2 separate regions of the Homo sapiens genome follow, and region 2 is linked to region 1. A link is a contact called in ENCODE Hi-C or POLR2A ChIA-PET data. All regions are on one chromosome and are shown on one strand. Each heading gives the region's core, a stretch centred on a gene start or an enhancer-like site at or near the end of the contact. The rest is flanking DNA. Distances are from core to core; before and after follow the strand shown. Region 1 has its middle 210 kb from the start of CXCR4. Region 2 has its middle 89 kb from the start of CXCR4.

Region 1 (3,991 bases), core at 1,174-3,673:
ATGACTGGTGTTTCGGAGCCTCGTCATATCCGCTAACAGGTCAAAATGCAGATCTTCGTGAAGACCCTTACCAGCAAGACCATTGCCCTTGAAGTGGAGCCCAGGGACACCATCGAAAATGTGAAGGCCAAGATCCAGGATAAGGAAGGCATTACCCCGGACCAGCAGAGGCTCATCTTTGCAGTCAAGCAGGTGGAAGATGACTGCACTCATTCTGACTATAACATCCAGAAAGAGTAGACCCTGCACCTGGTCCTGTGTCTGAGAGGTGGTATGCAGATCTTCGTGAAGACCCTGACTGGCAAGACCATCACCCTGGAAGTGGAGCCCAGTGACACCATGGAAAATGTGAAGGCCAAGATCCAGGATAAAGAAGGCACCCCCCCACCCCCAGCCCCGACCAGCAGAGGCTCATCTTTGCAGGCAAGCAGCTGGAAGATGGCCGCACTCTTTCTGACTACAACATCCAGAAAGAGTCAACCCTGCACCTGGTCCTGCACCTGAGGGGTGGCTGTTAATTCTCCAGTCTTGCATTCGCAGTGCCCAGTGATGGCATTACTCTGCCGTATAGCCATTTGCCCCAACTTAAGTTTAGAAATTACAAGTTTCAGTAATAGCTGAACCTGTTCAAAATGCTAATAAAGGTTTTGTTGCATGGTTAAAAAAGAAAAGGAAAGAAACAGCTCAGTGTTGCAGGAAAGGCCTGGATCATTATTTCAAAAACTCCATTTCTCAGACTGCTTGTCCTTGAATAAACAATATCTCAATAAAATAATGTAAGGAGAAATTGTATACTATGGCCCCATCTTGGAGCTCCATAATGCACTCCAGTTTACGAAAGGCTCTGAGAGGAGCTACACCAGAGAAACCTGCTGAACCAAACACTTCCCAAATGGGTGGGACCAGTGGATTTCCCTGCCCCACTTTTTAAAAATTTCCCCCGTAAAACACCAATGAATACCTTATAGGACATGAGCCCTCCTCTGAATACACGTTGAAGAAAGCTGACCTTGGTCAATCGCCCTGATCAAAGGTAACACCTAAAAGCGTTATATATATTCTCTCTCTCTCTTTCCTTCTTCACCTTCTCCCTCTTTCTTTTATTCAATCTCCCTCCCTCCTTTCTTCCTCTGTCTTTCCTGTCTTTTCTTCATCTGGAAATTTTCTTTCATTTCTCTCTTCTTCTCCCTCACCTTCTCGAGCAATGTGCTAAGACTGCAATGCACTGGGACTTCCAGGGGTCACCTGGAAACTCCTTGGGCCTAAGAGCCAAGGTTCCACCATAGCTGCAGCTGAACTGGTTTGCCCTCATCCCAGGAGCCATCCAGAGATTCCTATCTCAGCAATTTGCAAATGGTACTAAGGCCTCTGCACTGTTCTCAACAATGGCCCAATTAACTGCCAGTTGCATTTCAACAGCCGGAAGGTTAATTGGCTCACATGACAAGGATGGAGAGTAACCTGCACCCCATTAAATTGGTGTGCTCTCAGTACCATTCCACTGCGCTTTCTGCCCGTTTTCACATGTTCACGAAGCGTCCAAGAGACAAGTAAAAGACCCAGGCTTAAAGAAGAGGAATGGCTTCTCATTAGCGGTCCCATCTAGAAGCCTGCATTTTCTCCCTGTTCTCTGCCTCCCTCCCAGAGGCAAACGCAGGAAGTCATCACACCATTTCTGTGTGATGCTCTGCACTTTTGTCATTTAATGGATTCACATTGTTCTAATTTTTTGGTGTCTGGTCATCTGTGGAAATACTTGCTTTTTATTTCTGAAAAGCTTTGGCTGAGAGGTTTTTTGGTTTGTTCTTTTATAACACACACACACATTTATAGTCTCTAAGACTTCTCAGATAATTACTAGACCGCCGACTCTAACACACTGTTTCATCATATTCAAACTGACTGCCCGGATAGAAATCCATATTCTCTCTCTTATTAAGAACCGATTTCCCTTGAGTAATATCTGCCCTGCTATTTTACTCTAGGTAATATTGATCTTCCCACTCTCCTCCAAAGCGCCTTGCAGAGTGCCAATAATGTTGTAAAAGAAACCTTTTATTAATGAACTCCCCACAGCTTAATTTTGTTTAGATAAGTTAAAAAAAAAAAAAGACAGGAGAAAGGGTGCAACAGTTGACAAACTTTTATTTGCACCAAAAGTCTGGCCACCTGTGGAGTAGTTTATAGGGAGTCGGGGGTGTGGAGTGAGTGGGTGGCACTACTATAAACAAAGCTTCAACCAGCTGCCTGAGAGCTCTGAGTCACACAGAGCAAGCAGGATGTCCCACTAAGATACAGATTGTTTGATTACACCCAGAGACAACAGCACCAAGCCCAGCAGGGACTGACACATCAGGGCCAATCTCTTCACTCACTGTCCCAGCGATGCAGAGGGGCCCCCACCAAGAAAACCCAGGAAGCATTGAGAGTGGCTGTGGGCTGACGCGTCCTGTATGTTTGACGTAAACAGGAGTGTATTTTTTCCCAAGATCAGCCTCTATACAAAGAGATTAAATCAGTCCTATACAGAGGAACTGGTTTTCTCATGCCGACCCATGTTTGCGAATGCTGTCGAAAGTTCTTCAGAATGAAGCTAATCAAAGTGAAAGTGATGACAGGACAGATCGTATTCGAAATCCCAGTGACCTGACCACAGGAGGAGCCCCACCACCGAAACCCTGCAAGGAGGTCAGCAGCAAGACCAGGGCAGGTGCCTGGCAGAGGCCTCCGCATCTGCTGCAACCTGGGCCCTCCCAGCCTCAGCAAAAGGGACTTTGTGGCCACAGCTGCAGTTTATTTCACATTCTATAATGATAGCAACTAGGCAGAAGTGACTGTGGACTGAGCAGAACCATCTTCAAATTTGTTTTTATCCTGGCATAACAGATTTAAGTTAACCAGCTATTGATTAAGTAGAGAACATAAGATAGTTAAACCCACTCTGTGTTCTCCCTCAATATCTACCCCTTTAGTCTGTTATTATGCCAGAAATTCTCTCAACTGGGAACAATGTAATGTTATGATTTTTAAAGCCAATAACACTCTGGTTTACATTAGTTTACCTGAATGTTTGGTTGGATGGATGGATGGATAGATGGATGGGAGGATGGATGGATGTGTCAACCTATAATAAAATATTATAAAATAATCTAAAGAGTCAGAACCACCCATTTGTGAAAAACAAAATTTAAAAGCTGTTGGAATCCAAACTTTCTCTGTTTTTTGTTTGTTTGTTTGTTTGTTTGTTTGTTTGTTTTTGAGAAGGAGTTTCGCTCTTGTCACCCAGGATGGAGTGCAATGGCTTGATCTCGGCTCACTGCAACCTCCGCTTCCCAGGTTCAGGTGATTCTCCTGCCTCAGCCTCCCGAGTAGCTGGGATCATAGGCACCTGCCACCACGCCTGGCTAATTTTTTGTATTTTTAGTAGAAACGGAGATTCGCTATGTTGGTCAGGCTGACCTCAGGTGATCCACCTGCCTGAGCCTCCCAAAATGCTGGGATTACAGGCTTGAGCCACCATGCCCAGCCGGAACCCCAACTTTCAAAGAGTTTATTCAAGTGCAGTTTGAGGATGGCCTACCCGGAAACACCAATTCCAAAGAAATGGAGTCAGAGTTTAAAATACAGAAGTTAAGGTTTCATTTATATAGACAGAGACAGAGGAGTTTTTAGCAGGATTACAGCATTTTTCATAAAGTTGTCACATAGTTACAGCAACTTGATTGGTTATAGGCAGTTTCTTTTTGTAAAGGGTGCATTTGTCACCTTTTACAGAGGGTGTAATAGTCATGGGCTGTCTGTCATCTGGTCTAAGCAAAGCAACACAACACAGGGGAAGTTAGTCTGTAACAATGGTCATTAATTTAGAAGGCAGGAGGTTTTTGTCCTTGAGGTCATTTAATTGCCTCTAGCCATGATAGAGAACAAGAAAAATAAGAAAAATAGTTAATCTATAATCTGAGAAACAAAAATAGCAACTCTATGTGACTCA
Region 2 (4,271 bases), core at 608-3,107, 120 kb after region 1:
GTAAAAAGTCACACCAAACCCGTCTCCCTTCGAAGCACAAGGTCAAAAGGATAAGAATCAAGGGGCTGGTGCAATCCTAGTCATTCTCCTTGTTCACTCCCTCTTGCTGCCAGGTCAGGAGGGTCCAGGGAGAAATTAGCCTCAGAATTATAGTCTGAGCACCTTGGCTTTCCCTAAAATGAATGCTTCAGAAATGCCCAGTAGGCAGATCATTAAAACCTTCTTAAGCATTGTTACGGGAAGGCCTCTGAGAGCCACAAATCTTGCCATAGAGGTACACTATTTATCCAGTCAGCATTTCCATAGCGAGCTGATGGCTGGTGAAGGATTTAACAAGGTGGCCCTCCAAGTCCCTTCACTTTACAAAGTGCCTTTTACAGGTGGGTAGGCTGACCTTGAGCAGGTTCATGTCTTTTCTCTGAACCTGTTTCCTCATCTGTGAAACAAAAGGATTTGATCAAAGCCTACAAGCCTGAGTTGTAAGGAGATGGTTTTAAGTACCCTGTTCCCTCTGTCTATTCCAAAGAGCCTGGATTCCACTCTGGAATGAAATGGTGGTTCTGCCTTGGGAAAACTGGCCCAAACTCAAATAGACTAACTGGTGACAGAAAGGCCATTTAGCCTGAATATTTAATTAGACATTGGGAGTAGACATCTCTCCGGTGTCTGCTGAGCTCGCCACAACCCCCTTTTCTTCCCAACACAGTTCACATGGTTGGGCTTCCAATAGCCCTTCTGGTGGTTAGACCAACTATGGACACCTGACCCACGGACAGCCAATCAGATTGCCTCCCTCAGGAACTGGGGTTGGCAGGTCAATTTCCCCCTAAAACTGAAATCCTAATGTGTTTGTGGGCTGCTCTGGGTTAAAATGGAAAATGCATACTCACTTTCCATTCATTCTTTCTAGTCTTTGAACTTTAAAATGTGAGGTGTTCATTCTCACAGAACCTCAATTGCCTACGTGTATCTGCCCAACAGAACTTACCATTTCTCCTCAAGGTAGGAATGGGGGTGAAAAAATACCAGTTGTGTAACCCCCATTTGGTACCAGAAGAGCTTCCTTGCTGGTTTTCCTGGCTTGGAGGCATGGTGTGGGAGCTTAGGCACATAGACCAGCCTAGAAGGTGAGCTTGAAGATAGCATTAAAGGTAACCACCTGAACTGATGATTCAGAGCTAGAAAGCCCGTACCATTTAATTAGCTCCCTTTGCACTGGCCTCAGTGGCATCTGAATAACATGATCTTGGCACTTACTGCAAGTTGTGAGGCTAATGAGGCTTATCTCTACAGCACTTATATGGACTTTGAAGGCCAGGGCAGTGCAGTGAGGAACAGAGGGGAGTTGTGGAAAGATTATGTAACAGGGCCTCTGGGCTATAAGGCTGCATGGTCAGCCCTATGGACCAAAGAAGAGACTGTTGATCTGCTGATAGGGTGATGACACCCCAGCTTTGCTTTTTATTAGCTGTTCTATTACCGGCAACCACAGCATCCATAGTTAAAATCTAATCTGAATGCTCCTTGAGAATCCTTGGGCGCAGAGGTTCAGAAGAGAGGCTGACAAGCCTTGTGTCTTGTGAACTACTCTGTCCCCACAGCAATGCCCAGACATCTGCGCCACAGCCTGCTCTGACTTCCCTTTTTCTGTGCTTCAAGCAGCCTTTTCCATTCTTTGCACTAAACAAAGTTTGCTATCACTCGCCTCCCTCGATGGTTTCAGGAGGAGAGCTGTTGGTATGTGTGCTCACTTGTGACCTGGTGCTCAAAGCAGTGAACTAGAGAAACAGCCTGGTGGGTGGAGTGTCTAAAAGGAAATCGGGACTCAAGATAAGGAGGAGCAGCCCACTGATGAGCTAGGTGCCCTTGGGCAAGTCCCTTAACTTCTCTGACTTTCTCTTAACTCCTCTGTAAAACAAGCAGAGAGGATAAGGTGATTTTCAAGACCCTATGACTACATGGTGTGATTTCCCTTGCTCCTTCCTCCTGCAATGCCTCCTGTGTCCTGAACAGTTCCTGTGAAAATTACTTCTAGGAAAGGTATTTGCCCCTCCAAAGCCTTTTCCAGATGCTGCTTGCCTGAAAGGGAGCAAGCTCTGATTGGGATTCACCCCACACTTTTTTCCTCTAACACCAGAAATGCTCATTTGTATTGATGACTTGAAGACTGGAAGCCTGTGTTGCTCTGGCGATAGACAGTTGAGTTTATTGGAAGTGAACACCAGGCTTTCAATTCACATCAGTCTGGGTCCTCGGATTTGCATGATTGCACATTCAGAGACAGGCACCTGCACTCGGGGCATCCTTGGCTGCCCACACGTTCCACTGAGCCAACCCCAGCTGCTACAAGCTGCCTGTTTAAACAAGGCCTGCTGGGAGTTGAGCAGGGCTGCTGAGGTGAAACAGTGTGTTAGTGGTTGAGGCTGTTCGCACAGAAGAGTCCCCTCTGTTGACCAAGCCTTTCTGGTAGCTCCTGGGACAGCTGCAAAGGGTGTGCGACCCTAAGGAGCCTCCTCCCTCGTGGGCTGGAGCATCTGCTAAGGCCTGTTCTTCATTCCTACTCAGCATCAGAGTGAGTCCTACCATGCTCAGCTCCTCCACTAGGGAAACCTCCCTGGACCTCAGTCCAAATTCAGAACCTCCTTCATGAAGATTTCATAGTAGCAGACAATCCATAGTTAATGTCAGGGTTTAAGTCCCAACGTTACATTGACTAGCTGTGTAACCCAACGGCTTTTGGAGCCTGTTTCCTCAATTGTAAATGAGGATAATAATATTGCCTACATGGTTGGGCTGCTGAGGATTAAATTAATTAATACATGTTAAACACTTAGAACAGGCCTGGGATGTGGAAAATGCTCACGAAATCTTAGTCATTATTTTGTCATTAATTTGGTTGAGAGAGGTCAGATGTAGAAAGCACCTGGAAAAAGACAATTTAAGTTCATCGTTGAAACGCAGTAATCTTATTTAAGTATCAAAATGTTCCTTGTAAGCAAGATGGAATTGTTTAACTGTGACACTGGGTACTATAAACTGCAAAGTAATCTCTCATGAAATTTTAGAGTTTGAAGATTAAAATGCACTACTTAGAATGCAGTCTGGGGAAAGGGTAGAAGAATGGGAAGAAGGTCTTCTCCTTTAACCAGGTCTGGTAGACCACCCCTCAAGCTTTCTAGTCTCCCTCCCCATGGAATGACTTGCCCCCTTGCTCAGCTCCAAGCAAGAAAACTGAAGAACCGGGAAGTGAAATGATTTTTTGCTGATCTGCGATTCAAGACCAGGTTCATCTGGATCAAAAATCCTTTGCTGATTCTGCCTCTCCATCCAGTCAAGCACTGTGCCAGGCAGACACTCTGGAGGAAACACAGATGTATGACACAGCCCCAAACCCAAGTGTCAGCACTCTGACAGGAGTGCCTAATATTACACAGAAGTTCCGGAATACAGTTGAGAAAACCTCTCAGCAATTGAGAGAGAAAGAGAAAATTAGATGATCAAAGCAAGAGATCCAATATCCAACAAACAGGAATTCTAGCAAAAAAGAGAGAGAATGAAAGAGAGGAAACCATTAAAGAAATTGAATAAAGTTCCTCAGACCTGAAGGACATGAGCTTCCTGAATGAAAAGGATCTGCTAAGGATATAGAACTGTAAGTGGCAGGGAATCCGTCATCATGAAATTGTATATAATCAGGGATGAAGAGAAGATTCTAAAGGCTTCCAGAGAAGGAAAATAAGATAAAAAGGATGAGGCCAGGATGGCACCAGAGTTCTCACCAGCAACACTGGAAACTCGAAGAAAATGGAGCAACACTCCCAAAGTTCTGAGTGAAAACTATTCCCCAGCTAGATTTTAATATCAAGACAAAGTCAATTGAGTGTGAAAGTTTAAAAAGTCATTTTCCAAAAAAAAAGTGAAGTTTTCAAAACATTTACTTCCCATGTACCCTTTTTCAGGAAGTAGTAGATGTGTTCCATCAAAATAAGGGAGTAACCCAGTGGTGTGCTGTAGCTGGCTCAGGCCAGCACCCAAGATTATCTCTTTTCAACTCTGAGTTTAGTGACATCACATTGGTCACTTAAAACCAGCCATGATGGGACTATTGATACCACAGAAATCAGCAAACACTACGAACTAGGGCTTCCCATCCCCCTCAACCCTCCCTGACCCCCAGGTGGTTGTTACATGTACCAGCACACCACTGGGATAAACCAAGAAAGAGAAAGATAAAGGATCTGCTATGGTCTGAATGTTTGTGTTTCTCCAAA

What was found. Hi-C counts contacts between places; a loop is a spot of excess contacts on that map. ChIA-PET counts read pairs that join two places held with the same protein, here RNA polymerase II (POLR2A). Pooled maps may share reads with other maps.
Region 2: a loop to region 1 is called in a map of OCI-LY7, with 5 times the contacts of the local background. The contact joins two enhancer-like sites. A Hi-C loop is called at or near these places in 4 of 168 maps with a recorded cell type or tissue (CD14-positive monocyte, GM12878 and OCI-LY7), 31 of 37 single-sample maps with no recorded cell type and 17 of 50 pooled maps. POLR2A ChIA-PET finds 5 or more read pairs at or near these places in 9 of 52 experiments (B cell, CD4-positive, alpha-beta T cell, CD4-positive, alpha-beta memory T cell and 6 more).

The regions. Positions count from the first base shown.
Region 1 is chr2:136,325,968-136,329,958 of GRCh38, reverse strand. It overlaps the pseudogene UBBP1. Among named protein-coding and RNA genes, the nearest start is that of CXCR4, 210 kb to the right of the region's middle. RefSeq lists an enhancer at 2,512-2,641. Within about 2 kb of position 2,423, at least 9 of the 41 ENCODE cell types and tissues checked have a DNase peak (open chromatin) inside an H3K27ac peak, as active enhancers do; they include B cell, CD14-positive monocyte and OCI-LY7, where a contact is called at or near this core.
Region 2 is chr2:136,204,902-136,209,172 of GRCh38, reverse strand. No RefSeq gene overlaps it. Among named protein-coding and RNA genes, the nearest start is that of CXCR4, 89 kb to the right of the region's middle. Within about 2 kb of position 1,857, at least 7 of the 41 ENCODE cell types and tissues checked have a DNase peak (open chromatin) inside an H3K27ac peak, as active enhancers do; they include B cell, CD14-positive monocyte and OCI-LY7, where a contact is called at or near this core.